Linked DNA regions of Mus musculus: regions 2, 3, 4, 5, 6 and 7 are each linked to region 1. A link is a loop called in an ENCODE intact Hi-C map of the cell type or tissue named here. Cell type or tissue: heart. All regions are shown on one strand. Region 1 holds the start of 2410080I02Rik (a long non-coding RNA gene). Region 2 overlaps Trpm3 (transient receptor potential cation channel, subfamily M, member 3). Region 3 overlaps C330002G04Rik (a long non-coding RNA gene). Region 4 overlaps C330002G04Rik (a long non-coding RNA gene). Region 5 overlaps C330002G04Rik (a long non-coding RNA gene). Region 6 overlaps C330002G04Rik (a long non-coding RNA gene). Region 7 overlaps C330002G04Rik (a long non-coding RNA gene).

Evidence for each region. Peaks named below come from ENCODE experiments on the same cell type or tissue, not always from the same donor. Only the 100,000 strongest peaks of a DNase experiment are listed, where the experiment ranks them.
Region 2: it touches region 1 in a loop (5-fold over the local background); 12 of 42 quality-filtered maps call a loop at or near these places.
Region 3: it touches region 1 in a loop (2.9-fold over the local background); 7 of 42 quality-filtered maps call a loop at or near these places.
Region 4: a loop joins it to region 1, with 5 times the contacts of the local background. A loop is called at or near these places in 14 of 42 quality-filtered maps.
Region 5: a loop joins it to region 1, with 7 times the contacts of the local background. A loop is called at or near these places in 13 of 42 quality-filtered maps.
Region 6: a loop joins it to region 1, with 5 times the contacts of the local background. A loop is called at or near these places in 14 of 42 quality-filtered maps.
Region 7: a loop joins it to region 1, with 4 times the contacts of the local background. A loop is called at or near these places in 7 of 42 quality-filtered maps.

What each region holds. Positions count from the first base shown.
Region 1 is chr19:23,132,321-23,136,320 of GRCm38, reverse strand. 2410080I02Rik (a long non-coding RNA gene) reads right to left here and starts at 1,823. Exons shown (of 2, transcript XR_386610.3): 1 at 1,367-1,823; 2 at 1-962. In heart, CTCF peaks have their summits at 224, 1,136 and 2,147; DNase peaks (open chromatin) are centred at 360, 530, 1,330, 2,070 and 2 weaker places; H3K4me3 peaks cover 2,351 bases; H3K27ac peaks cover 1,771 bases; H3K27me3 peaks cover 1,896 bases.
Region 2 is chr19:22,938,740-22,942,739 of GRCm38, reverse strand. The region is part of intron 22 of Trpm3 (transient receptor potential cation channel, subfamily M, member 3); the gene reads right to left. Among named protein-coding and RNA genes, the nearest start is that of Gm52388, 14 kb to the right of the region's middle. In heart, a CTCF peak has its summit at 2,079; DNase peaks (open chromatin) are centred at 2,079 and 3,629.
Region 3 is chr19:23,022,471-23,026,470 of GRCm38, reverse strand. All of the region lies in intron 5 of C330002G04Rik (a long non-coding RNA gene), which reads left to right. Among named protein-coding and RNA genes, the nearest start is that of C330002G04Rik, 51 kb to the left of the region's middle. In heart, a CTCF peak has its summit at 1,568 (motif pointing right); no DNase peak of the experiment used is centred here; H3K27ac peaks cover 270 bases.
Region 4 is chr19:23,055,005-23,059,004 of GRCm38, reverse strand. The region is part of intron 4 of C330002G04Rik (a long non-coding RNA gene); the gene reads left to right. Among named protein-coding and RNA genes, the nearest start is that of C330002G04Rik, 19 kb to the left of the region's middle. In heart, no CTCF peak of the experiment used is centred here; DNase peaks (open chromatin) are centred at 324, 1,194, 1,534, 1,984 and 1 weaker place; H3K4me3 peaks cover 1,482 bases; H3K27ac peaks cover 1,970 bases.
Region 5 is chr19:23,004,237-23,008,236 of GRCm38, reverse strand. All of the region lies in intron 5 of C330002G04Rik (a long non-coding RNA gene), which reads left to right. Among named protein-coding and RNA genes, the nearest start is that of C330002G04Rik, 70 kb to the left of the region's middle. In heart, a CTCF peak has its summit at 1,525 (motif pointing left); a DNase peak (open chromatin) is centred at 1,546.
Region 6 is chr19:23,063,840-23,067,839 of GRCm38, reverse strand. It overlaps C330002G04Rik (a long non-coding RNA gene), which reads left to right. Exons shown (of 8, transcript XR_001782629.2): 2 at 3,397-3,483. Among named protein-coding and RNA genes, the nearest start is that of C330002G04Rik, 10 kb to the left of the region's middle. In heart, a CTCF peak has its summit at 2,007; a DNase peak (open chromatin) is centred at 2,069.
Region 7 is chr19:23,033,335-23,037,334 of GRCm38, reverse strand. The region is part of intron 5 of C330002G04Rik (a long non-coding RNA gene); the gene reads left to right. Among named protein-coding and RNA genes, the nearest start is that of C330002G04Rik, 41 kb to the left of the region's middle. In heart, a CTCF peak has its summit at 1,708; DNase peaks (open chromatin) are centred at 294, 1,384 and 2,194.

The DNA of each region.
Region 1 (4,000 bases):
CGCGAAAACTTCCACGACGCCCTACTTTACTCTTGCTCCACTAAGCAGCCTACCGCAAAACCCCAGGCCTCTCCATTGCGGAGCGGAAAGGCCATCCGTTCATGCATATGCAGGAGGATAAGTTTAGCCGGCAGCCCCCTGAGCTCAGAGCAGCCCCGCGTGGCGCTCGGGGCGGGTGCTCGGCTCCGGCCGCAGAGTGGCGGGCGGTTCAGCCACTTGCGCGCCGAGCGTCTGGGCCTGGCATCGCCCTTTTAAAAAGTCTTCCGCAGGCGGCCGCCGCCGCAGCAGCCGGAGGAGGCAGGTTCATTTGAGGACAGTCCCAGTTCTCAGAAATCCCTTCCCTGCTGGAACATCAAGCTCTCTTTGCTGCAGTTGAACAAACTGCCCTAGATTGGGGGACGAGGAATCCGCCCCAAACTCGTGCAAGGAGCTCCGGGCGCCCGCGCCCACGTGAGCTAACCTTGACATTAGCCCCCCCACACCTGAGGTGGAGGTGGAGCCACGAGGGAGGGTTGCTGGCCCCTGGGGCGCTAGCCACTGGGCTCGCACGCTCCACGTGAGCGCGCCTCCCTGTTTCGTAACTCTAGCGATGTTTCTTTCTTTCTTTTTTTTTTAATCCCTGAGGTACCATGGGTGTGAGGTGTGCTGAGAAGGCAGGCCACTTTCCACCCCCACATCCTCGAAGATCAGGAAAACCTGCCCTGCGGTCCCTCTGGGAAGACTGCAGAGTAGGGTGTCGCGATGACATCAGCTTCTAAACATAGTCCATACCGCACCCCAACTCTGGGCCCTGCGTGCAAGGCGCGGGGGTGGGGGAGGAAAAGAGAGGTGGGGTGGCTGGTGTTGCTGTCCCTGGGCGGGGCGGGCTGGCCGGCCAGGCTGTGCGAGTGGAGATGACTTTGCAGGAATCGTGCTTTCCACGACTGCAGCCACATCTTTCCTACGATGACCCAGCCACCCGGCTTAAAAAGAAAAAAAAAATTAATGTCGTTCCTTGCCCTCCCCTACCCCACAAAAGCTATGCACACACTCAAGCAGTATTTCGACCCGGTGTCCCTTTCATTTATAAGCCTATGCATCCCCAGCCAGAGCACCAGGGTTCGGCCGGGTGCTGGCGCCCCCCGAGTATGGTTCTGCCTCGAGGCTAAGGCTGCGCTGGGGTCGGCGCGGCCCTCTGGGTGAGTCAGAAGGGCTGTGTTTCCTGTGGTTGTTGTGGAACAGTTTGTCCTTTTTACCCCCCTCCCACCCGTCTCCACCCCCTTGGTAAATATAGCGCTCACGTTTCATCATCTCTTTGTCCAACGAGCGCCAGACACCCCGGCCCGCGGCCCACGCCGCCTCCCTCCTCCTCCAGGCTCTCGGTTACCTCGCATAACCCCGCGCACTGGCGGCAGCAGCAGCCGCCCCTCAGCCCCGGCGCCGTTCCCCGGTGCTTCCCACTGCAGGACACTCCCGCCCTCTGTCATCCCCTCCCCCTGCTTCCAAGTCCCCTTAAGCCCCTAGTCCCACCCATTCTCCCCGATGTCCCCCTAGATGTTTGGAGATAGTCACTCCCAGCTTTTCCCAGTTCCCGGAGACACCCCACGCTCTGGCCCGTTGCTGGGTCCTCCACCCCCTCTCGTCGCAAGTCCCAAGTCTGATGCCATGTGCCCCTCCCGAGCGAGCGCAGGTGACAGGCGGCTGAGACAGTTCTGATTCAGCGACAGTTGCTTGTACTTAGGGGTGGGTGCCTGGCGAGCAATCTCCTTCCCACCTCCTGCCACCCCTACCCCAGTAGGGACGTGGGCTGCAGGGTCGGGAAGACGAGGTGAGTGGATGACAGGCAAAAAAAAAAAAAAAAAAAAAAAGTGTATGCTTGTTCTTCACTCTCCCTCCCACTCCCTGTTTCATTTCCACACATACAGCCACCCACCGGGACCGGAGGCGGCTGGTGTTCTCTGAACACCGGGAACTGGCTCTCTCCGTGGTCTCCTGTTTACTTCCCTCTTCTTCCCTCTCCCTCCCTTCGCCCATCACCCGGGACTGCCTCCCTTCTGCCTACAGCAGCTGGGAAACCTGCCGCAAAACACTGCAGTCATGGGACTTTTCCTGCGCCCATGTGCCTCCTCCAGTTTGCCCTGTTCTACCCTGCCCTGCCCTGCCCTGCCCTGTGACCGCTTGGGGCGCGTCTTCGTCCTGGAAGGGAAGGCTCTTAAAGCTCCTAATCCAGCAGTGCGTCAGCTCTCTCCTTCTCTTGTCTCCTCTACCCTTCCCCCCACCCCAAACCTTCCTGCAAAGGCTGGGCCTGGCAGCCTTTTTGGCTGGAATACTAGGCCACCCCCATGAGCGGCCACCTGTCTGGGGAGAGGTGGCGAGACAGCTGACAGGTCCTAAGAACTCTGTACCCAGGAGGCAAGACAGCTAGTTTCTTTGCCATCCCAGACTGTCCTGTTTGTGCCCTGTTTGTGCCAGCTGCCCCAAATTTTCCTAGTGCTCCCCCACCCCCCGAAATCTATTCCCAGGGACACACCTCGAGAGAGGCAAACCCTTCTCTTTTTAAGCTTGCCTCCCTGCAGGGAAGAATTCAGCTTTTCCTTACAGTTAAGCTGAATGAACAAAGGGCCCCAAGGAAGACAAGAGGTTCCAGCTCTGTTTGCCGCCTGTCTGAGGTTCACCCCATTTTAAAAACCACCTCTTCACCACCCTCTGCTCACTGCCATGGTTACCACCGCCCTGTCCTTGAGCGGCACTGGTCGTTCAAAGGCAGAAACAACAAGGGCATTTTAAGTGTCCTTTTAAATATCCAAAACACTGTTGGCATTTAGGAAACAGAGAAAGGGAAATAAAAGGTCTGGTTGTTTCTCGTTTCCTTCCCAGCCCAGGACCCTGAATAAATCCTTTACCCTGGGTGGCCTCTTAGCCCCCCAAGGAGAGGACGAAGTTTATGAGGCCTCTGGAGTGGAATTTAGCACCTGTTAGCATTAGTGTTGTTCGCTGTGAGTTGCCTCTTCCTTTCCCTCCCTCTGCAGCTTTAGACCTTGCCCCCAGGCTAAGCTAGCTCCACCCGGCGCCTTGTGAAAGTCTTCTGACTTTCGCTCACCTTCATGCTCTGAAAGTCCCACACACTTAACAGCCTTCCCTCCCAGCTGTTAACACTGTTAGTGGGGTTAGCATTCAGGTAGGCAAATTGCCCATCTGAGATTCTCAACCCTGAAACACTCCATTGTTATTTGGGTACCCTAGACCTTTGCAACACCAGAAACTACCTCCATTTCTGAACTCTTAGCCTTGCACCGTACTTCCCAGCCGTACTGGCTGGTTTTGTGTGTCAACTTGACACAGGCTGGAGTTATCACAGAGAAAGGAACCTCCCTTGAGGAAATGCCTCCATGAGATCCAGCTGTAAGGCATTTTCTCCATTAGTGATCAGAGGGGGAGGGGCCTAGCCCCTTGTGGGTGGTGCCATTCCTGGACTGGTAGTCTTGGGTTCTATAAGAGAGCAAGCTAAGAAAGCAGGGGGAAGCAAGCCAGTAAGTAACATTCCTCTATGGCCTCTGCATAGGCCCCTGCTTCTTGACCTACTTGAGTTCCAGTCCTGACTTCCTTTGGTGATGAACAGCAATGTGGAAGTGTAAGCTGAATAAACCCTTTCCTCCCCAACTGGCTTCTTGGTCATGATGTTTTGTGAAGGAATAGAAACCCTGACTAAGACACCAACTAACACTTCTTTCAGAACAATTCTTCAACTTGGTTGTGGCCTCCAATCTCCTTTTTCAATGCTCAATCTTGTTCTTACGTCCCTCCTACCTAGCTGTGACATCATAGTCTCTATGCATGCACCCCTCACCTGGTTCCTGGAACTTCCTGGCAAGACGCAGTTTCTCTCCAACCTGCCATGCTGGACTAAAATATCGAGGCCAACTGTTACCACTCTAAATTTATGGTCTCTAGTGGGCTCACAACACTGTCCCTTTGCATATCCCCAGGGACTTTCCTTTCCCACACTCTGAAATAACTAGAT
Region 2 (4,000 bases), 190 kb after region 1:
CCTTACACCAGTCAGAATGGCTTAGATCAAAGCCTCAGGTGAGAGCCGAGGATGTGGAGAAAGAGGAACACTCCTCCATTGTTGGTGGGATTGCAAGCTGGTAAAATCACTCTGGAAATAAATCTGTCGGATCCTCAGAAAATTGAACATAGTACTACCTGAGCACTCAGCTATACCATATACCCAGCATATACCCAGAAGATGCTCCAAATTGTAATAAGGATACATGCTCCACTATGTTCATAACAGCCTTATTTACAATAGCCAGAAGCTGGAAAGAACCCAGAAGTCCCTCAACAGAGGAATGGGCACAGAAAATGTGGTACATTTATACAATGGAGTACTACTCGGCTATTAAAAATAATGGCTTTATGAAATTCCTAAGAAAGTGGCTGAAACTAGAAAATATCTTCCTGAGTGAAGTCACCCAATCGTAAAAAAAAAAAAAAAAAAAAAAAACCCAAAACAAACAAACAAACAAACAAACAAACCCAACATACTTGGTATGCACTCACTAATAAGTGGATGTTAGCCCAAAAGCTCAGAGTACCCAAGATACAATTCACAGACCACAAGAAGCTCAAGAAGAAGGAAGACCACAGTGTGGATGCTTTGGTCCTTCTTAGAAGGGGGAACAAAATACTCACAAGAGGAAATACAGAGACAAAGTGTGGAGCAGAGACTGAAGGAAAGGCCATCCAGAGACTGCCCCACCCGGGGATCCATTCCATATACAGTCACCAAACCCAGACACTATTGCAGATGCCATGAAGTGCTTGCTGACAGGAGCCTGGTATAGCTGTCTCCTGAGGGGCTCTTTCAGAGCCTGACAAATACAGAAGCAGATGCTTGCAGCCAACCATTGGACTGAGCACGGGGTCCCCAGTGGAGGACTTAGAGAAAGGACTGAAGGAGCTGGAGGGGATTGCAATCTCAGGAAGAACAACAATATCAACTAACCAGATCCTCCAGAGCTCCCAGGGACTAAAACACCAACTAAAGTGTACATATGGAACAACCCATGGCTCCAGCCGCATATGTAACAGAGGATGGCCTTGTTGGTCATCACTGAGACGAGAGGCCCTTGGACCTGTAAAGGCTCGATGCCGCAGAGTAGGAGAATGCGAGGGTGAGGAGACAGGAGTGGGTGGGTGGAGGATCACCCTCATAGAAGCAGGGGAAGGGGGACGGTATAGGAGGTTTCTGTAGAGGAAATTGGGAAAGGGGATAACATTTTAAATGTAAATAAAAAAAATCCCATAAAAGAAAAGAAAAGAAAACAAAAAAAAAATTTAAGATCGAATATCTCCTTTCTGGTAAGGGTAAGTGGTGACATTGTCCTTGGTTGAGGATCAATGTAATGGGTTTGTACTTTGGGGGGGGGGGGTTATTGTCATCGTCGTCGTCGTCATCATCGTCATCGTCATCATCGTCATCATCATCTATTTGGCAGTGTTGGGGACCAAACTTACAACCTTGAACATAAGAGAGAGTTATTGTATCATTCCAGATCCTGGCAGATTTTCCTTCGGCCACAAGAAAGCCTCTTTGGATGCATTCCAGCTTCTTGTGGTTGTCCCAAGACCTTTTTGACCTTCAGGCTTCTTGTGTGATACGTGTCTGGTGCATTTGTAGGCTGGAAAAGGATGTACTAAGAATGAAAAAGCAAAATGTGAAGAGGGAGGCAGAGGGGAAAGAGGGCAGGAAGAGAGGGATGGAGAGGAACAGAGAAGGAGGAAGATGCATGCACACATTGGTTCTTCTTCCTTCCCTTACTTTGTAGACTTCTGTAGGATCAAAGGAGAGGAAGTGGGGAGAAGAACACAGATTGAACTGGCAATGCTGGTCTGGGGGGCGGAGAACTGGGGGCCTAGGGCTTTGGAGCTTCAAGTAATCCCGATACTTAAAACAGGCATTAGCAAAATAGTGTAGGCAGCATTAGGATGGTGTTTGGAGAAAGCAGGATGTCTGCCAAGGTGCTTGGCAGAACCACCATGTAGGCACAGTCCTTTTACCACACCGTGCCTGGGCCCTGCTCCCTGCCCTGCAGTCACACAGTTGCCTCATGCTGCCCTCTGGCTGCTCAAAGCCTACTTCACCCAGGCGGAGCCATCTGCTGCAGCATTTCCTGTCCTGCTTCCAGCTCCCCCTTTCTGGATGCTGATTTCAGCTATTTGGAGAGTTAAGACCAAACAGGCAAATGCGTTACACTAAGGGGAGATGAGTCTGCAGGTTTAACCTGGTCAGGGGATCCTGGCTCTTCGAAGGGAAGTTTGCTGTTCCTTGGTTACGGGAGATTTGGAACAAAGAATATTTTTTTTTCTGCCTTCTCTGGTTTCTCTGAAGCGAGCATGGGAGTGGTGTATTTTCTAGCCGGTGGTCTCTCTGTCCCCCTCTGCCCTCTCTCACAGTTGAGTTTCTTAAGTTAGAGATCTCACTTAGAAAGGGGCTCCAGACAAGATGAACTGTGAAAGAAACCAACTTTCTTAGCTTGGCATGTAATGTGTTTGCTAACAATCTGTCTTTCTAACCTCTTCCCTATTCATTCTTCCAAGAATTAGTAGACGAGATGGATACAGATGCTGGTCCCAGCTCCTCCCTTAAAAACCTCAGACAGTGCAGCCAGAGGCCACATAAAAGGCCAGAAGAAAACAAGGGCAAACCAGGGCAGGCTCAGGTGGCCTGAGAGCGCCTCGCCTCCTATGTGGAACTAACCTGGGGATTAGCTCCTGGCTGGCACAGGAAGGAGATCTCCTGTCTTTGTTCTTTCCAGCCCCATCTGTGAACACCCGACATGCTTTGTCATCTGTCTTTGACTTCGGACATGATCATCCTTTCATTAGAATGGTTTATCTGTCTGAAAAACTCCTAATTCCATTCACAATTCAGTTTAACTCTTTATCACCAAGGCAAATGCCTCCGACCTCCCTTGCTTTCTCTGCCTCTCTGCTTTGTTGTGGCTCCCCGAGCTACTGCTAAATTAAACTGTACTCTTCTTTCTTGTGAGTGAATTCCTTATAAGTCACCTCTATAGAAAATAAATCCCACCAATTTGTAATGTTCTGTTGATGTGCCAATCCTCCCATTAACTGTTCTTCAAAGGCAATGAAGTAACCCCCCCCCCCCCCAACCCCCAGCTTCTGGCAAAGAGCCTGACACACGGAAATGTTCAGTATCAGTGAATAGACCCATTCAAACTAGGGTAGCAGGATGTTCCCTGTGTTCTCTCCTGTAGTTGATGGTAAGATTTACTGTCCACACAGGAGGACACACAGAGCAAATATGTCCAGTGTTACTACAGCCCAGATCAAGAAATAGTTATCCATCAGAATTGAGGATGTCACTAAGGCAAAGACTGAAAATCCCATATTTGACCTGAAACTGCTGGTGCCTTCTATACAGAACTCATCTTGAACCATGGGCCATATAGCAGAGACCAAATATTTGGCTAAAAGCCAAGCAAGTTTCAGTTAAACATCCCTTGACAGATGCGGCCTAAAATCTAGCTGCAGGAAGCTATTTGCTCCGGGGAACAACTGTCTTCCAAAATCCCTGGCACGTCCCTTCTTCCTTCCTTCCACACAGCCTTCAGGACAAACAACTAATGTACGTGCTTTGCAGGAATGTTCTGCTAATTGTTAACCTGTGTGCAGACGAGCCCGTTTGTTGGCTGCTGTTAATACAGATCGGTTAAAATAATCAAAATGGGTGTCCTTGGCTCTGCTTTCGGTGGAGGATCAACCATCTGCCTTACTGTGTTTGGTCAGAGCACCGTGCGTTTGGAAAGGGCTGTGGTTACAGGATGTACAGCAATGACCTCTGGAGTGGCCCAGCTCAGAGCAGGGGGACTCTGCGGGGCCGTTCTTGTCTGCTGCTCGGCTCACACAGCCTTCTCCTCCTTTCTCTGTGAGCTCACAAGGAAAGACCCCCTCCCTTTTTTATTCATTTCTTTATAGACATGCAAACCACCAACCTCTGTGTATATATTAAAATGATGGCT
Region 3 (4,000 bases), 110 kb after region 1:
CACAACCGTGCTGCTTATCCCCCACCCTACAATTTCAGAATATTCAGCTCCAAATTCTCTATTCCCTCTGTTCTATCACATGCACAAATTTCACCATTTTTTTTTAATTGTTCACCCTCCTCATTCTGACACAGGGTCTCATTAAACATTTCATGTCAGAAATGATAATGATCCTGCCTTAGCCTTGAAGTACTATAATTACAGGTAAGTAGTTTTTGTTTGTTTGCTTTGTTGTTGTTGTTGTTGCTGTTCGTTGTTTTGAGGGTTTCTGTGTAGCCCTGGCTGTCCTGGAATTTGCTCTGTAGAGACCAGGCTGGCCTTGATCTCATGATCTACCTGCCTCTGCCTACTGAGTGATGGGATTAAAGGCGTGGGCCACAACTTCCTGGAGACAAGATTTTGACATGGGCTAAGGTGTAGTAGGTACATGAGGTATACACAGCTGTTAGAGAAAGGAAGAAACTGTCCTCATATGCCTGATTTATTGTACGTACTTTATTTTTTCTTTTATTTGTACGTGGTATGCACTAATGTGTATGTATGTTCACATGTGTGTGTATGGCATGTTCACAAGAGGCCCAAGGTCAATGCCAGATATCTTCCCTGCTCTGTTTTTTGAGGCAGGTCCATCTTTCTTCTAACGTGAACCCAGAGCTGGCTGATTCGGTTAGTCTGGCTGGCCAGCTTGTTCTGGACATGCCTGCCTGTGCCTTCCACTCACAGTGATTACAGGTGGGCTGTCACAACCATGTACATGATGGATGGGGCTTGTGACTGTTCTCAGGCTTTAGTGACAAACACTTCCCCCCGCTGAGTCACTTCCCCGCTCCATGAATGTATTTTACAGCACTGTATGTTACCCCAGACTCTTGGTGAACAGAGGGGATGTATAAATGCATACAAGTAAGAAATGGAACTTCTCCAGAGGGTACATTTTTCTTTGTTCTTGCTTTTGAAACAGGGTTTCTTTGTGTAGTTCTGGTTCTTCTGGAAATTGCTTTATACACTAGGCTGACCTAGAACTGAGAAATTTGCCTGCTTCTGCCTCCCCAGTGCTGGGATTGCACCATAGAGATCAGATGGTAATTCTTAAACCAAGCCAAGCCAAGCCAAGCCAAGCCAAGCCAAGCCAAGCCAAGCCAAGCCAAGCCAAGCCAAACCAAACCAGAAACAAAACAAAACAAAACAAAACAAAACAAAACAAAACAAAACAAAACCCCAAACAAACAAACAAAAAAACCCCACTGCCACAACAATCCCATCTGGCCATATTTCCTTATATGTTGGAAAATTCATGAATGGATTAGCTAGAAATGAATCTGTTTAGGTGGAGCATAGGAGCTGTTCATGTAGATAATTTATTACTTTTTAACTAATTAAATAAAACCAATATTTACGTAGTGTCTTTGTGGTTTCCAAAGTCCTTGTCTAAGCAATCTCTCCTGCAGTTCAGACACTGGCCCTCTTGGCACGCAGACACAGACTTGACCAATTGCTATTTGTATTGGACTGTAGATGCGTAAACCCCAACCCCAATATTCTGGGTGATTTAGTTTAATTTTCTAGAGTGGTGAATGGAAGAGTTTAGGAAGAGGTCTGAATGTGACCAGAAGGAGGTGCACACGAGTAAGGGGCCTCCTTACTGTGGCCACTGCTCCTTCTCCGTCTTTGCTGCCCAGTACACATCAGGTCCAGGTGTAGGCAGAAATTGCTTACTCTCTCTCTCTCTCTCTCTTTCTCTCTCTCTCTCTCTCCCTCCATCTCTATCTCCATCCTCCTTCTGTATCATCTCTATCTCCATCATCCCTATCTCTATCATGTCCATTTCCATGTCTACATTTTATCTCTTTTGATAGCACTGGGAACTGAACCCAGGACCTTGCATGTGCCTGGCAAGTGTCTTACTACTGTGCCATACCCCATACCACCAGCCTCTCCTTTCCGATGGAATCCAGAGTCAGAGCCCTCAGTACAGTGTCTAGACATACAGCCTTTAATGGTGTGATACAGGACAGTTGAAGACTACATGTTTCTCTTTAGGATTTTACCAAGTTATAAAATTCTCCAGTTGTCTGACTGAGTTCAGAAACCAAAGATCCCTGAACACGGTGGAGCTTGTCTGTAGCATTTGTCTGGCAGTTTTAAAAGCAGATAGGTCAAACGGGGATAATCTTCATTCTCAAGATTCATTTGACTTTGGATGATACTAATTTTAAATCAGCCATTACAAATGGGTGCTAAAAATAGACTATACGAAACACCTATTGCAGGCATTACAGCTTGACACAAATCTGATTCCTTTATAGCACTCCTCGGTTGATGTTTGGAGTCCTGCCCCCACCTAATACCTTTGGTAGCTTCGAGTGTTGCTTTAGGTTCAAGGTTTTAAAATCATTTAAAATCCCCAGAGATAGAGCAATAGGTCCATATGGCTACTGGGGGAAGAGAATTACTGCTTTGTTTTTAGCTCTAGAGAATGGCTCGAGTAGCATCCAGCTAAGTGTCTTTGTGCTCACTTAAAATCTCCGAGTTTTGGGTTAAAAAAAAAATCATTCCTTTCTCTGAAGGTTTGCCTTTTCTCTGCCTTGCAGTACAAATTAAGAGCAATTAAAATCAATGTCCTGTTCTCTGAATGGTACTGTTTATCATAGTCTACTTTCTTTGATGTCTGGTTATAGATAAAACAAGCTGGTCTACTGTCATTGTCAATACATGAGTTGGAGAGACCACCCAGCTCGGGGCTTTTCCTCTAAGGGCTGTTATTTAAGGCTGGGGTCCTATTTTTTTGATCTTTTCTTTAATAAAGAATAACTAATTCTGTGTGTATGTGTGGGTGTGTGTGATGTGCGAGTGTGCGTGCGTTGATGGCATGTCTGTGCACGTGCAGAGCCCAGGGGAGGATGTTGGCTCTCCCTCCATCTTATGCCCCTGAGACACTATCTCACTGAAGCAGAAGCTCACCCTGCTGCTGGGTTGGCTCACAGTAGACTTCTAGGATCTGCCTGTCAGACAACATTGGTGTCCCAGGTTCATGCAGTCATGGCCAGCTTTTAGTCATGTGTTGGTGATTCAAACTGTGGTCCTCAAGTTTGTCCCGCTAGTGCTCTCCTCCTGAGTCATCTCCCAGCTTCTTGACTTTAATTTCTTATGAATTAGCTACAAACTGGTCAAAGGATAAAGGATAAAGGACTATTTGGCTGTTGATTCAACAGTCATGTCTTGAATTGCTCTCGCTTTCAAGAATAAGGGATCCTGAGTCTTGCATGATGCAGCCACAAATGGGACTAAATTATGCTAAGCAAAAAATAAATTCTCGTACTGAGAATTTCCCAGGAGTTTTGATATTTTTGACTCTTGCTCACTAAATATGGAAAAGATTGAGACACTGAGAAGCAGAGGAGCTGTTCTGCCTTTTTTAGACCTTTGAATAAGCCGTTTCATCCTATTCAGTGCTATATTAGCAATATACTAAAAATCTCTCCCTGTCGAAAAGTCCCAGTTTTCTGAGCGGTGAGTTTCTGGAAATGTTCGTTTAGCTTCCATTTTTATATAAGTAACAAAGCTCTTGAATTATAATTAATATTTTCTAGTGGTCTCAGTGTTATTCATATATGGAAGTGATAGAAATTGGTATTTCACTGAGTTCTTTTTTTTAAAGGTCTCATTATGTAGCTAGATTGGCCTGGAACTTTTGATCCTCCTGCTTCAGCATCCCAAGCGTTGAGAGTACAGGCCTGTGCCACCATGCCTGGCAGAAATCTTACTGGAGTCCTCTCCTTAGTCCTCATTTAATGCAGGTTCTTGGTGTTCAAAATCAGCATGGCTGTTGGTGCCTTCCTGTGTGACTAGGAAGGCTGCATCTTGACAAGCATTGGTAGATGGGATCAGGGACTTCAGCGGGTGGCAGTTACTCTATAGATATGCCGGAAGAAGAGAAGAAGAGGTGATCCGAACTCTCTGGCTCAGCAGCACTTGAGAGAAATGCCGTCTTCAGTGGCAG
Region 4 (4,000 bases), 77 kb after region 1:
CTTCCTCTTCCTCCTCTTCCCCCTCCTCTTCCTCCTCCTCCATAGCCTTTGCAAGTGTTGGGATTACAGGTGTGGTTCACCATACCCAGAGAGGCTTGTGAATCTTTATTAGTCTTCTGTTCTAGTGAGAACTGGTTTACAGATGGACACACAGCCATGACTGCCGTCCCCCAGAGGCCATCTTCCTCCTACCTCCCCGGGTAGCAGTGCATGGTAATATGTCCAGGCCCTGGAGGTTCTTTGTATCGTAATTTCTCCAGTGTTGGCAGGAGCTCCGGGTCTGAAGTGAGAAAAGGGTGTTTACATTCTGCAAGTACAATCTCAAGAATGCTTTGTTTCAGGGTTGCTCCAGCTAAGCCCCAGCTCCCTGGCAGGCCAAGCACCTCCTTTGTCTCTGGAATAGGCTGCCACTGCCTTAGAAATCAGTCTTGGAAGATGGATGAGAGACTAGACTGAGCATAACAAGAAGGCCCACTTTGAGAAGGCATTTGATTCTTGCCCCAGGTACTGCTGCCTGGATCAGACACCCTTGCTCCAGAAAGAGGGGGACACTTCACCAGGACAAGGCTCAGCAGCTCAGCACAGACGTGGAGGCAGGCGAGGCTGCTCAACAACCACTTGCTAAGTCAAAACACTGAAAATATGTGGGTGAGAAAACAGTTCAGAGGACACAGTAGTGATGTTCTTAATCAACATCTAAGAAAGAGCTCTCACTGACCCGCACTTACACTCATAACAACCATGGTTACTATTTACTTAATTAGGCACATTCTGTTTCCTTGGACCCCATAAGAGGCAAATTCAGCAAACAGGTGGCTTTTCCCCAGTTAAATAACTGAGCACTCTCCGGCAACAGCACCAAGTCTGAGGCGCTTGCCCGATGTCCCAAGGACAGTAAGTAAATCAGGAGGCAAGACCATCCTGCACAGAAAGCCCTTTGTTCTTCTCCCTGCCCTTCAACCCGCTGTTCTCTTTTTCCTGCAACGGGGCAGGACTGGGTTTCCTTGAAAGGAGGCATCGAGAGGCCCAGCCTACAACCAACCCCCTGCGGGGAGATTTGGGCATTTTGTGTCACCCCCTATCTTTTACAACAGGCATGGGAAGATTCCTGGTAGGCAACCATGTGGTCTGCCTGCAGAGCTTTGGAAAACACCTACATGAATTCAGGTCCTTACCAGCAGCTCAGACTGCTTACCTCTCTTCCTAACTCCCCCTCCCCCACCTATGGTCACACAGCTCTCCTCTTCCTTTCTGTTCCCCTCGGTCCTCTAGTTTGGAAGACAGGCTTCCGTTTTGCTAAAAAATTTTGTTTCAGGTACTCTTTTATGAACAGGCCCATGCACAAAATAAGCATCGGATAAATATGTGTCGAATTGTTCGCTAAATTCTAGACAAAAGATGAAAAGGCTTCGTATCTGGTAGGTGGAAAAGTTTGGGGGCGGGTGCAGAGTGGAGCCCCGGCAATGGTCTTGACTGTTCGTTCCCTTTGGTCTTCTGTCCTCTTTCCCTGCCCCCGCCTCCTCTTAGCGCAGGCGCGGCCTCCGTAGCATATTTAGTATTACCGCTGTCATCTGAGGCACGGAAACATCCAAACAGATTGAAAAGCTCCAATCGATGCCAAAGTAGAAGTGTGCACACAGGGGCTAGTTTCCTTGGAAGTGCTTCAGTTGTAATTAAACTCTAAAGACAAATATGCTAACAACTCCCTTGACCTTCCAGTGAGAAACAGCAGAACTGAACTTCCAGGACCAGAAAGGCATCTCTGGGGTGGGGGTGGGGGTGGGGGTGGGGGGAGGGTGCGGGGGCACACACGTGTGCCCACTTTTGCGGTCACTGTCCGCAGATGGCTTCTGGGCCCACACGTTCAAACGCTGGGCTGGGCTGGGGGGTGGCGGTGGTGCCTGCTGCTGCCGGGCTGCGCTGCGGCTGAGATCATTCTGTTGATCTCGTTTTACACAACGCAGCCCGGCACAGGCTGAGTACAGAATGTTCCCTTCTGTGAACCGAGCTTGAACCCTTCCAGCCCACTTTGTTTGAGGAACCACACAGACACAGAGGGAAAAGACAGGGCAGATAACCCCCAAATCGTTGAAATCACGGTGTTCTTTGGGATTTGGGCTTAGGCCATTTGCTTTTCACTGCCTAACGTGAAACCCCCCCCCCCCCCCAAACCTTGCTTTCCCGGAAGAGTGAAATGCCTGTAATGTCCTTCCTCCTAGACAGAACTTGGCACCAACTTTGGAAATTATAAAGTCTGTCACTGTCTCTCTTTAATTTATTTTTCTCCTCTTAGGCATTCAAAGAACAGCAGTGAAAGTTAGTTTCCTATAAAGGAAAGATGAGGTCCCTGGTGCTTGGGGCTTCTCCATGGGTTGTTATAAATTGTGTTCTTGGACTTGTTGCTATGGGTTGGAGATGTATGTGATGGGGAAGGCTTTGGGCCAGTGGCTTCTATACAAATGAGCAATGAGAAGAGGCCTGAGTGTGGAAGGTGGCTCACTGTTCCTCTACTGAACAATAGTCACCTTGTTTCAGGGCTAAGTGTGCAGTTTGAGGTCACAAATGGCTTGCGGGCTGTAGGCTGATCTCGGGGTGAAACTTCAGTAGATTAGATGGTGCTATTCAGTGTAGTAGTTTTCCACTTGATCTTAGCCAAAAGGCTGAGAAGCGATTGTAGTGGTTTTTCTACTCACTAAGAATAATGGTAATAGTAATGACAATACATTTGAAGAGAGGAGATTCTACTGTTACCTAAGCTGCTTAATGGTCCATACTTCCCCTCTCATCTGACCAGGAAGCTGAGATCGTAGGTGCCCAGTGACATTCTAGGCTCCTGCTGCTGATAATAATAACAATAAGGACAGCAATTCTTAGCATTGTTATGGTTTATTGAGACAGGGTCTTACTATGTAGCTCAGGCTAGCCCTTTGGTCTGAGATTCTCCTGCCTTGGCCTCCTGAATGTGAGGATTTCAGGCATGCACCACTACATCTGGCCACAATAGCGGTTTTTGCTAGGAGTAGGTTCCTTCCTCTGCACTTGCATTTACAAAAAATAGGCAAATCACACAGCTTTGTGTGAGACATGGGTTTGGATTTTCCTTTTCTTTTGAGAGTTTGTGTTATACTGGGTGGATTGTATTCTAGGCTCATTGGTGAAAGGGTTATAGGTGTGTCATATATACTGGCTGTCTATGAGGATCTTGCTGCTATTCCAATGACACAAATTCTTCCTTTGAATTCACAGTTGTGTCACCTCCTGATTTGGGGCTTCTAAAGTTTGTTTTTTGCTCATGGTTGTCAAGGACATTTAATTTTAATTTTCTATCTATCTATCTATCTATCTATCTATCTATCTATCTATCTATCTATCTAGTTTGTAGCTTTGACTGTCCTGGAATGGAATGTGTAGACTAGGCTGGTCTTGAACTCACAGAAACCAACTTCCTATGCTTCCCAAGTGCTAGGAATAAAGGTATATGCTATCACAACTGGTCTATTTATTTGTTTACGTATTAACACAAGATTTCACCACATATGTAGCCCAAGCTTGCCTCTGACTTGAGACACCCCCCCCCCCCCCCGGCTTTGAGAGCTGAGACAACAGGTGCTTGCTTACTGTCACACAGGTGCTTACTGTCACACTTCATTGTTAAGAAGGTTTCTACATGAATACCTTTGCTTCTGAGATGGTTTCAGTTCCAAGAGATTCTCTGATTTTTTTTTAAGTCATGTGTCACAATGCTATCAGAATATTGGCTAAAGAGTTTATTTATTTTACAATCTTCTCTTGAAATCTGGCTGTGTCTAAATGAGGGACAAGAGTTGAAGAATTGTGAGATGAACAAGGCCTGCTTACTTCCTCAAAGATCTTACTATCCAGTAGGAGAAGTCGAAACATACATGATGTGGAATATCATGAACACACACACATCTATACAGCTGAGGATGTTGACAGACCCTCAGAAGTAATAAACTGTTCATAGAGGATGTCAGGGGCT
Region 5 (4,000 bases), 130 kb after region 1:
GTCAGTTCTGAGGATTCGAACTCTGGTCTTTAGATCTTTATACTTGTGGGGCAAATGCTTTACTTACTGACTTATCACAATACTTTTGAGCCTTCAACTTTCCATTAAGCTGGAGTAGATAGAAGCTGCCTGGTTGGACTTCGTGGGAGATTAGGCATGATGTATGTAAAGTATCTTCCAATTACAGATATCCAGTGAATTCTAGCTCCCTTGAGGGCAGCGGTGTCAGGTAATACATTATGCATGGCTTACTTGGATCTAGTTTACCTCTTGAATTGCTTCTAAGTAATGCTATACATACCACAGTATGTATGCTTCGGAGACAGTTAACTTATTATTACCCATACAGGCATAAGATTCACAAATAACTTTATGAAGAAAGGCCTCAGCTATAAAAATAAAGAAAACACCTGAACAAATGTATATCATGGAAACACGAGATCCTTGCAGGTACCAGAGGAGAGGGGATGTATAAGAGGGTCCAACAGAGACCAATTTGAATCTGTATTTTTCTCTATATAGAGGACTGGTGGTAATTTTGAGTCCTGGAAGGTGAAAGTTCTTGGAAGGGACCGGTGTAGTTGTCACCTACAGAGACATATTGGAAGGGCATATTGCTTTAAAGTTGTGAACCTGGCTTCTTTTGGAGAAGTGCATGAGCTGCTTAAGGAGGTCACCTCTACTTTACATTTCAGTAGTAATTTCCAGTTTCTACTTTGGATTTTGGTATTTGTATTGGGAGTAGATTTTTTTTTTAAAGAGGAGAATACAAAAGCTCTGTTTAGGGAAAGTTAAGAATGCATATTCATAAAAGAATGCAACATTTGAAAAGAGAAGCCATGGAGAAGAGAGATTCTGGCAATTGCTATAGCTGGCAGAGGACTGCTGTTTGAGGATGTGAAAATACCCCCTACAAACCTAGCCATGAGAGAAACAGGCAGTTGAAATGCAGGAGGAATTCAAATGACCAAAAACAATAGACAATATGGTAATTAGCAATCAGAAAAAATAAACTGTAAAACACAATGAAACATCATTATGCATTTTCTCCAAAGGCGAACACTAAATAGACTGATAATAACTGACAACACAGAGCAGGGCAATGTTCCAGACCCAGTAGGAGGGAGGACGGTTGGTAAACTATTTATGCAATCCACTAAGGTTGATGCTATACTTACAGACTCGTCAGAGACTCACATGGGAAGTGTAGATTCAACAGAATAGTCATTACTATTTTTAATAGCTCTGATCTGGAAACAGTCCAGACGCCCAAGTGAATAGCATTCTAATTCCATATTGCCCTGGGCCTTCACGGAGACGATCATACTGTAGTTACTTTGAGCATCATTGATGTTATTCATATAGGAAGTATTAGCAGAAAAGCTCGATACTATTCTACTTACCTAAAAAAAAGGGTGTGTGTGTGTGTGTATGTGTATGTGTGTGTTAACTTCCGGTTTAAAAAAGATGAGCATTTAAGCAGCAAAAGAAGGGAGGCCATTATCACAAACACTGCCATCTGCTGGAGCCGTGCTATGCTGTCAGGACAGCTGATTATGGTGTCAAGACCTACCTTGGCTGGTAGTCTAAGATCAGCAGTAGGTGGAGTGTTCACACGATAGAAACTAACAAAGTCTACAAATTTCAGGGCTTCAGACTCCCAAGACAGAGGCATTAAGAACACCCGAGCATACCACTGAAAGGCATAATGCTGTCTCCTTCTCCTTAGTGGACAGAGGAAGATAATTATTAGGATCTGCTCTATTTTGGGTCTTTTTAGATGCTGGAAACCGTTGAGCTTATTAGCAGAAGCTTTAGGCATATAGATATTCTGGTATGAGTTACATATATTGCAGTTTTCTGGTTCTTCAAAGAACTAAAGCACATGCAGTGAGACAAGAAAACAAAAACAGGAGAGGGAGGCCCATCAGGTCTGTGCCTGTTCGCTCTGTAGCGCGGGATTTTGCAGAGAATGAATGGAATCAGTTCTACCAGGGGATTTGTGAGGCAGAACATGCTGGATTGATTGTGAGGTGGCATTCCTGGGGTGAGCTGTGTGGGGAGAGGTGTTTGTGTGAATTGGGGAAGATAGGGGCAGGGCATGCATACACGGGTCTAGCCCTGAGGGAGGGGATTGGTCCTTGGTTGGATACAGGGATCTGGTCAAAAGTGAGAGGATCCCAAGATGGGCTAGACTCTTCAAGCTATGCCGGAGTAGTTTTCAAGGGTGATTAAGTGTGACAGCCGGAAGCAATGGCAACGACAAGCAGATCTGACCTACTTCTTGTCTCACATAGATGTGAGGGTAAGACTGACCCAAGGAGCTTTAGAATGGCCGAGAGGGTCAGATGCATCTCCATACTGAAACCGTCTTCCCGAACTTTGTTGAAAGAAAATTGTTATGTGATCCCAAATATCATCTCTGACTTTTCATTTTAATTATAAAAGCAAAACACATATTTTATCTGTAGAAACCTGGTGGTATCCACATTACTCATGTGGTCAAGGGCAGCATCACTTCCAATGGAAACTGTAACTTGGTGACCTCCTAGTGTGTGATGCCAAAGTATGGAAGATATTTGTAAAGTATTCTTACTGAATAAGCCTACTTTCCATTCTCTCTCCACCATCCATCCATCCATCCATCCATCCATCCATCCTTCCTTCCTTCCTTCCTTCCTTCCTTCCCTTCCTTCCTTCCTTCCTTCCTTCCTTCCTTCCTTCCTTCCTGCCTCCTTCTCTTCGTCCATCCCTCCCTTCCTCCCTTCCTCCCTTCCTCCCTTCCTCTCTTCCTTTCTTCCTCCCTCCCTTCCTCCCTTCCTTCCTTTTTTCCCCCACTGTGGCCCTAGGCTTTGAACACAAGGTTTTGTGTATGCTACACATGCATTCTACCACTGAGTGATAGCCCTATCTTTATCAAACATGTTTAACCCAAGTGTGTCTAACCACCAGATTATAGGACATATAGAAACTAGAAAATAAGACCAAGATATTGGGTAATAACCATGTGAGTTCAGAATGTGAGACAGTCAACAAGATCGTTGACCTGCAATTTTTTGAAAACTCAATTTCATGAGAATTAAGAGTGTCCTGTGGGAGCAGCTGTTGTCTAAAAGGCTAAAGAGCTGTGGCAATCAAATGTACTGGCTTAGAAAATAAAAATAGTCACAAAAATGAATTCAGAAACAACTATGAAATTTCACTTGGACTATATGTTAGATGACATTGGGATGGCTATTGCTTCCTTATGCATGATAACAGTACAGCATCATAGAGGAGAGGTATCATTCTTGGGTGAAAGATACTAAAGTCTACAGAAGTGAAGAGCTTTGATTAACATGGCTTTAGAAAGAAATTTAGATAGAGATGGTGGAAGCAAACAGCAAAATGTTGATAATTGTAAATATGGAAGGTTTATAAATGTTCACTTTCTTCTTCTTCTTCTTCTTTTTTTTTTTTGAGACAGGGTTTCTCTGTGTAGCCCTGGCTGTCCTGGAAGTCACTCTGTAGACCAGGCTGGCCTTGAACTCAGAAATCCCCCTGCCTCTGCTTCCTGAGTGCTGGGATTAAAGGTGTGTGCCACCATTGCCCAACTAGATGTTCACTTTCATATTCTTTCTGTGTTTATGTGTGCTCAGCAACTTCATAATTAGAAATAGAGGGGCTGGAGAAATGGCTCAGAGGTTAAGAGCACTGGATGCTCTTCCAGACAACCTGGGTTTGATTCCTAATATCCACATGGCAGTTCACAAACCATCTTCTGTAACTCCAGTTCCAGGCAATCTAACATACTTTTTTTTGCAGTCCATAGGCACCATGTGTAAACGTGGTACATAGATGTGCATGCAGGCAAAATATCCATATGCATGCAAATAAATAAAAGAAATAGAGGGAACAAATGACTAAGACATGACAGTTCTGCATGTGGATCAGCAGCTTGTGATTTGAAAAACAGCACGTGAATCCAGTTCACTGAGAGCACCCATTGTGAAAGAGAGCA
Region 6 (4,000 bases), 68 kb after region 1:
TAGAAAATGTTTGTACGTTGTCAGGATTCATTATTTAAATACAAGTTGGTGATTTGTTTGATATAGATGACAGGAGTATTAAATTCACCAGATGGCTTCTTTCTTTTTTCAGATAGATTTTTTTCCAGTTGTTGTTTTGTTTTGTTTTGTTTTGTTTTGTTTTGTTTTGTTTTTTAAACAGGGTTTTTCTGTGTAACCCTGGTTATCCTCTGTAGATCAGCTTGGCCTCTAACTCACGGAGATCCACCTGCCTTCCTCCTCCTGAGTACTGGGATTAAAGATGAGCACCACCACTGCCCAGCTACTATTATTGTTGTTACTGTTATTGGGATGGTGGTATTAAAAATCTAATCAAGGGTCTTAAATATGCCAGGCAGGGTTTTGTCACTGAGCTATACCCTAGTCCCCAAATCATTTCTTTCTCTTTCTTTCTTTCTTTCTTTCTTTCTTTCTTTCTTTCTTTCTTTCTTTCTTTCTTTCTTTCTTTCTTTCTTTCTTTCCTTCTTCCTTCCTTCCTTCCTTCCTTCTTTCTTTCTTTCTTTTTTTCTTTTTTTTGGTTTTTCAAGACAGGGTTTCTCTGTGTAGCCCTGGCTGTCCTGGAACTCACTTTGTAGACCAGGCTGGCCTCGAACTCAGAAATCCGCCTGCCTCTGCCTCCCGAGTGCTGGGATTAAAGGCATGCGCCACCACGCCCGGCCCCAAATCATTTCTTAATTAAGTATTCTAGTGAAGGAAAGGTATCATTAATCAACTATGCAATGTTAAGTCTAGGTATATTAATAACCAGAACATCAGCAAGGAGGATCATGGGAAGCTGGAGGTAGAGAGTCCTACATGCTCATTTTAGCCAGTTTATTTCCCAATTTGAGGATTGCTAATGTGGCAACATGAAGTTGACTTAAGCTCTCTTTGCTCTCTTCACTCACTACTGAGTAAATGGGCCAAAGGTGAATACCCAGCGGGCCACGGAAGAAAGGAGGACAGGGGTTATTCATGTCTTGGAAGCCACTGTTTGAACCATAAGGTGTGAATGGTGGTTATTATTCAGAAGTGCCTATCCTTCCATCTCTTGTGCTTTAAGGTTCTAGATCAGCCATTTCCATCCTGTGGATGGATCATGACCCCTTTTGTGTGTGTGTGTGTGTGGGGGGGGTGAGTCACCCTTTCACAGGGGTTGGATATCAGATATTCTGCACATCAGACATTATGATTCATAACAGTAGCACAATTACAGCTGTGAAGTAGTAACAAAAATAATTTTATGGTTGAGGGTCATCACAACACGAGGACCTGTATTAAAGGGTCACAGCATTGGGAAGGTCAAGAACCACTGTTCTAGATGGTATTTTATTACATTGTTCTTGATAATGCAGGTAACTAAGGTGCCAGTGCCTTCAAGAATGTACATGGATAAACCCAGGTATGGAGAAAGCCAAAGCAGAAGGCTTGCAAGTTCAAGGTTGGCTAGGGCAACTTAGTAAGAGTTCTATCTCAACATAAAGAAAAAATGAGAAGAGTTGGGGAACAGTTCTCTTGTAGAAAATGTATCTAACACATACAATTGAGGCCTCAGATTCAATCTGAGGGAAAACAAAAATCAAAAAACAACAAAAATGAGAAAGACAGAGAATGTTCATATGGAATTTTGCAAATATTTTCCAAGGAGGCAGTTGCAGGGATACTGATAGTCCAGGTGACCAGGACTAGCCCTCATTGCTAGGAATTCCATGGTGCTTTGTTTAACCCGTGGTGTTAGAAATGAATTCAGTGGTGTGCTATTTGGCCCAGGGGATTAGGAGGGCCAGGGTGGCTCCCTTGCCGATACCTTATTATCTGCCTTGGAGGAGAATTCCGTTGTACTGCTCTTAAACCCTTAGGTTTTCCAGACAGTTTCACAGCCTCTTGGAGACCAGCTCTCAGGATTTGACTGGAAACACTTTCCCTGTGCCTTCTGTGCTAGATACTGACTTTTTGGTATTTCCTGCTGGATCGCTCCTTGGGTGGAGTTCCCTTTGGAAGCGCCAGGGTTTTCCTGTTTGTGCAGTTGATTTTCAAAACCTTAAATAAACTCTGTTGTTATGTGTCCAGAACAGTTAGCAACCCCATAGTTCTTTTTTAAGCACCTACTAGGAGCCTGCCACTGTTCTCCGAGCTGGATGGGGTAGTGACCTCCATAGCTTCTGCTCTCAAAGGGCCCTCAGTCTGGTCCAGGACTGAGACTAGTAAACAGACATTTGACTTCCACGTGGTTAGTGGACAAAGTACAGAGTAGGCGATGGGAGGAAGGGTGAATCCAACCTCAGAAGTGTCAGGGCTGGAGGACCAGTTGTGAGAACACGAGACAACTCGATTGCATGCTAAATACAAGAATGTGATTTTTGTAGCAACTTTTTTCAATTACCTGCAAGTAGAGAATGCTGGTTAATTTTCAAAACCCCCTTTCCCCCACAAGCCATTTAGCAAGGCTTATGTGTCCAGAACAGTTAACAACCCCATAGTTCTTTATTAAGCACCTACTAGGAGCTTGCCACTGTTCTAGGATTTGCTTAGCATCTGTACCCCTTCCATCATCATTGCAAGTGAGTGCAAAGTAATACACTATACAGTAAGCCATAACGGCAGCAGCACAGAACGTCACAGCCTGTTTGAAGGAAGGCCTAGATCTGGTTGAGAGGCAAGCAGAAATGGAACCAGGTAAGAAGAGGGAGGTGCTTCCTGGATCCCAACAAGTCAGGGCCTTCATTATTCCACTTCAAATGCATTTGGACATGTCGAACAGACAATAGTTTTTTTACAGATAACAAAACAACATCTCAGTGCCAACTTTGAATGAATGGCTTGTGTTTGATTTCATCTTTTTCTGGACTCTCAAGACTAACTTCTTGCCAGAATAAAATCTAATCTAGAAGAATAGGCCTTTTTTTTTTTTTTTTTTTAAAAGGAGTTTGTATGTTTATCTAGTTGGGGTTTATTATAATTATTCTTGGACTGTGTGTGTGTGGTATCTGTATGTGTGCATGCACACGTGTATGTAGGTGCATATGTATGTGTTTGCTCTTGGGTGTGGAGACCAGAGGCTAATATCACCTTAGGCATACTTCAGTGGCCAGCTGCTTTGTTGACTAGGACATGGAACTCATCAATGAGGCCAGACTGGCGGACCATTGAGCTCTAGGGAGCGTAGTAGCTTTGTCTCCCCAGAGCTCTGATCACTAGTGTGCTCCACCATATCTGACTTCCTATATGGATGCTGGGGATTGAATTCCGGTCTTCAGGTTTCCATGGCATGCATTTTATGGACTGGGTTACTCCCTTAACCCCTTGGATTTATTTTTGATTTCTGATCAGGTAACAAAGGGCAATGTTGCTCATTTTCAAAAATCACTTTATTGCCAGGTGTGGTGGTGTCCGCCTGTGATTCTGAACTTGGGAGAATATGATAAAGAGAGTTACTACAGGTTTGAGGCCAGCAACGGTAACAGAGTATGTAACCCTCTCTCCCCAAATCACTTTATTAAGTTGTAATTTATATAATCCACTATACATATCAGAAGCCTACAGGTCTATGAATTTCAACAATTGTATAGTGCAACTGCCTCTATAATAGAGGCTTAAGTGCTGTCATCTCACCACTGTTTTCTTATGCCTCCTTCACAGCTGCCTTAGGCCTAGCTGCAAACACTTTACAGATCTGTTTTCTGCCTCTACAGATTAATTTCCCCTGATCTAGAAGTTCTACAATATGGACTTACCTCATGTGCCTGGTTCTTCTTCTTCTTCTTCTTCTTCTTCTTCTTCTTCTTCTTCTTCTTCTTCTTCTTCTTCTTCTTCTTCTTCTTCTTCTTCTTCTTCTTCTTCTTCTTCTTCTTCTTCTTTCTCTCTCTTCCTCTTCCTCCCTCTTCCTCCCTCTTCCTCTTCCTCTTCTTCTTCTTCTTTCTCCCTCAGACTAATGTATTTGATATCATTCTTATTCTAGTTTGCTTTTCTGTTGCTATGATAA
Region 7 (4,000 bases), 99 kb after region 1:
TTTCTCAGCATCACCCACGGAGCAGTTACTCTCCCTGGCAACCATTATTCTGTGTTCTCTTTCTCTGGATCCGCCCGTTCTCAGTAGAATCATACAGTGTGTGGTGTTTTGTCTTGGAGCCTAGCTCCTGTGTGAGTCGTCGTCCTTCTGCCCCACAGGCAGCCCATGGTGTCACACTTAAGAGGTATAGTGCAGACCTCCCCAGAGCCTTTTTCTCCACCTGCTGTGGCTTCTGACTTCCTGTCTTCCTGCCCAGGAGCTCAGCACCCCACTGCCTGAGCAGCAGCAGACTTCCTGCTTTTCCCCTTCCAGATCCTGAGTCCCCCTCTGGGCTCTCTCTGGGAGTCCTTTCATGACTGGTGTGCTTTGCTTGTGAAAGCAGAGGTCACCTGTGGGTGTGGAAGATGGAGAAGCGAGGGTGTGGCTTCAGACCAGAGTCAGAGGGAAATACTGCAGTGCCCTGGGGTAATAATGTCTCTAGCCATGAATGCAAGTTCTTACGTAGTTTAGGTGGTAGACACCTAAACAAAACCACAGTTAACAATGAGAGGGAGGGTAGTGTGCAACTGCTCCCTCACTTGGCCTGTTTTCATTGTAATAGAAGTTCTTTTTTAAAGGATTTTTTGTTTGTTTGTTTTTATGTTTGTTTTTGTTTTTTAGATTTATTTTTTTGGCTGGGTGTGGTGCCTCATACCTAATCCCTGCAGTCAGCACTTGGGAGGCAGAGGCAGGCAGATCTCTGTGAGTTCGAGGCCAGCCTAGCCTACAGAGTGAGTTCCAGGACAGCCAGGGCTACACAGAGAAACCCTGTCTTGAAAAAAAAAAAACACAAATAACAAAAAAATTATTATTATTTTATGTGTATGAGTGTTTTGCTTGTGGTGTTTGTACCACATGCATGCCTGGTATGTCCTCTGGGACTGGAGTTAGATGGGTTTGTGGGCCAACACATGGTCCAGGTCCTCTGTAAGAATGTCAGGTGTTCTTAACCATGAAAACAACTCTTTGAAGGCCCTTTCAAGTCTTTTAGAACTGCTGTTTACAGCTGTGGCCCTGAGGGCCAATCTCGTCCCAGCAGGACGGGGCCCTGTTGGACATTTTCTTACTTAAGCGTTATCATTTAGTAACCACTAAAGCCCTGCGCAATGGTTTTCAGTGATTCTTTTCTGTGAGTGGGATAAATTGCTGGCATTCAAGGCCCTCTCCGAACTAATTCCAGTTGAGCTCTCTTGTGTTCTTTCTCTTCCTACCCCTAGCACAGAATCTTTCCTTTAGGCTGAACTGTAAGTCTGCAAAGGGCCCTGCTTCTCTCAGCCACTCCCACTTGGAAGGTGTGTCAGTTCTGCCTGGGTTTTCCCACACTTTCTCCCAGCCTTCTGTATTCCTGCCCTCACCTCACTGCCCTCTGGTCTGGTATTCGTTCTTGGGCCCCTCATGCTGTGGCCCCCTGTAGCCGGTGACCCTCTCCTGCCATGTTCTGTGCCAGGAGCTTAGAGCTATCCTGAAAGCCCACCTTCTATTCCCCAGCCCTGAGGTACTTAGCAAAAGGAACCAGCAGGGCCAGGCACAGGGAGCTCAGTCAGGACTGAGGAATGTACCCCTTTTCCTGATTGGTAAGTAGGGTGTTAGGAATGTGCAAAAGAAGACTGGAAAGGCTCAGCCATCTCCTGGGATGCACTCTGGGCTCTTGCTGAGATTGCAAGACCTGGATGAGATGGTTATGGATTGTCCACTAGGGGTTATTTCATGATGCCCTAAGTCCATGTTGTTGATTCCACGTTTGTGTGGAGGAATGAGTAAAGAGAGTGAGTGGGTCAGGAGGAAGGGCAAGGCATGCTGGGAAAGGAAGATGAGATAGAAATAGGAACAAAAGGATGAGTCAACTCGGGAGGGGAGAGGAAGGGGGATAGATTTAGGAATCTCAAACCTTGGCTGAAAAGAAGGGTCTTGGTTGTTTTTAACCTATGGGGTGAACCCTGTGGAAGAGCCCCACTGATTCGGTGCCAACCCCCACCGGGTTCCACAGCACACCGGTCCTTCTGAGTGTGCCTGGACAGGTCAGAGTCATCTTCCATGGTCATCTCATTGAGATGGGAGGGACTGTGTTGGCCTCGCTTTGGCTTTAACTTGCTGATTGGGCCCTGGAATTGTCCCAAGCCCTGGAGGGAGGCCCAGAGGGATAGAGCCACTGCAACATCTGCAGTGTCCGCTGACCTTTCTCACAGTGACCCAGAGCCACCCTTGTTCCAGAAATCCTCCTGGGCCATGTGGGAAGAGGGCCTGTCCCCTGTTAAGGACTCTATTGGCAGGCTTCTGTTTGGGGAATCTTCTGACTTGGATCCTCTAGAAATGAAGACAGAGGCTACAGGCTCAGGCAGCAAGGTCCTGTGCTTCTCCATGGTCTGTGATCTGCATGTCCTGGCCCGGTGTTTTCATGCTATGTCTATTCATTGCTGCTGAGGGGCACCTCATCTGGACTTTGCCAGAAGGAGGCTGGGCTCCAACACTTCCCTCCAGTTTACCCACAGCTATTGTACCGATTTTGCTAATGGCCCTATCCTATTTATTTAAAAGCTATCAACAGAGTAGGAGCTGGGGAGTTCTGGGCTCAGTAGTAGACAGATTGCATAGCATTTGTAAGTCTCTGGGTTCTCTCCCCAGCACTGTAAAAACCAAAGGAGACAAGCCACCTGCGGCTCCTATTGCCTACGGAATAGTTAGTGCAAACCCAGCCTCTGCAGAAGTACAAAACCACAAATTCTCCCTCACTTCTCTGAGTGAAGGCGCTGGGAAGAAGGGAAGGGCAGTACGGGGGCGGGGGTGGGGGAGAAGAGGGACGACACTTTTTTGCTGTTTGCTGTACAATGTAGATTTTGGCTCTTGGGTGAACCTGCCTCTGAGTGTCTTATATAGATGGGCTTTCTCTTTTCATCAGGTTCATTGTATAGGACTATCCTCTGACCACATTGCCACATCTTTATCGGCTGAGCTGTGCGGGCTTGCCAAACATCACCACAGCCGGGCTTCTTGACAGCTGACCTTCCCTCATTTGTATCCACCCACACCTTCCAAAACGTTAAATGCAAATCTGCCCCAATAGCAGCTGACCTCTGGGAGGACCAGGGTAGGGGACACCATCTAAACAGGAGGCATTCATGCTAGGTGCAGACCTTCTAGTGTGGTGCTCCACACCTTCTAGTGTGGTGCTCCACACCCACCTGTGCTCCTCCCAGTAACCAGCCACCCATTGCTCTGTAAGTAAGCCTAATAAATTCACTGGATTGCCCAGGGTGATGTTTTGGGGAACCACACCTCTATTTGTTGCTAGAACCTTCAGAGGAAGGCTTGATGCTGCCTACCTCTCCTCCAGCAAACACTTCTAGTAACAGGCCTTCTAGTAATATCTACTTGAGTGATACAAAACATCGCGGTCAGTGAAGTCCACTGCGGTGACAGGTGAACTGACTGTAGTGACACAAGCCCATTTGGGGGACTTAACCAAGGTTTCCCCCATTTCTCTTCTAGACATAGCTGTTATTTGCTTCCATGGTAGGAACATTGTTTTGTTCTTTTCTTTTCTTTTCTTTTCTTTTCTTTTCTTTTCTTTTCTTTTCTTTTCTTTTCTTTTCTTTCCCTCTCTTCCTTCTTCCCTGCATGCCCCTCCCCTTCTCTCTCTCCCTTCCCTTTTTCTTTTTGGGGATAGGACTATTGTGTGATCCAGGATAACCTTCAGTCTTTCCAGTGCTGGACCGACAGGACTGTGTCACCCTGCCTGCCTGGCTGTTGCTTTTATTATATGGTGAATAAATGACTCAGCAAGAGTCTGAACAGACTTTTGAAACTGTTGGCAGAGGTGGTAATTTGAGGGAGTGTGTGTGTGTGTGTGTGTGTGTGTGTGTGAGAGAGAGAGAGAGAGAGAGAGAGAGAGAGAGAGAGAGAGAGAGAGAGAGAGGGGAGAGAGAGAGAGAGAGAGAGAGAGAGAGAGAGAGAGAGAGAGAGA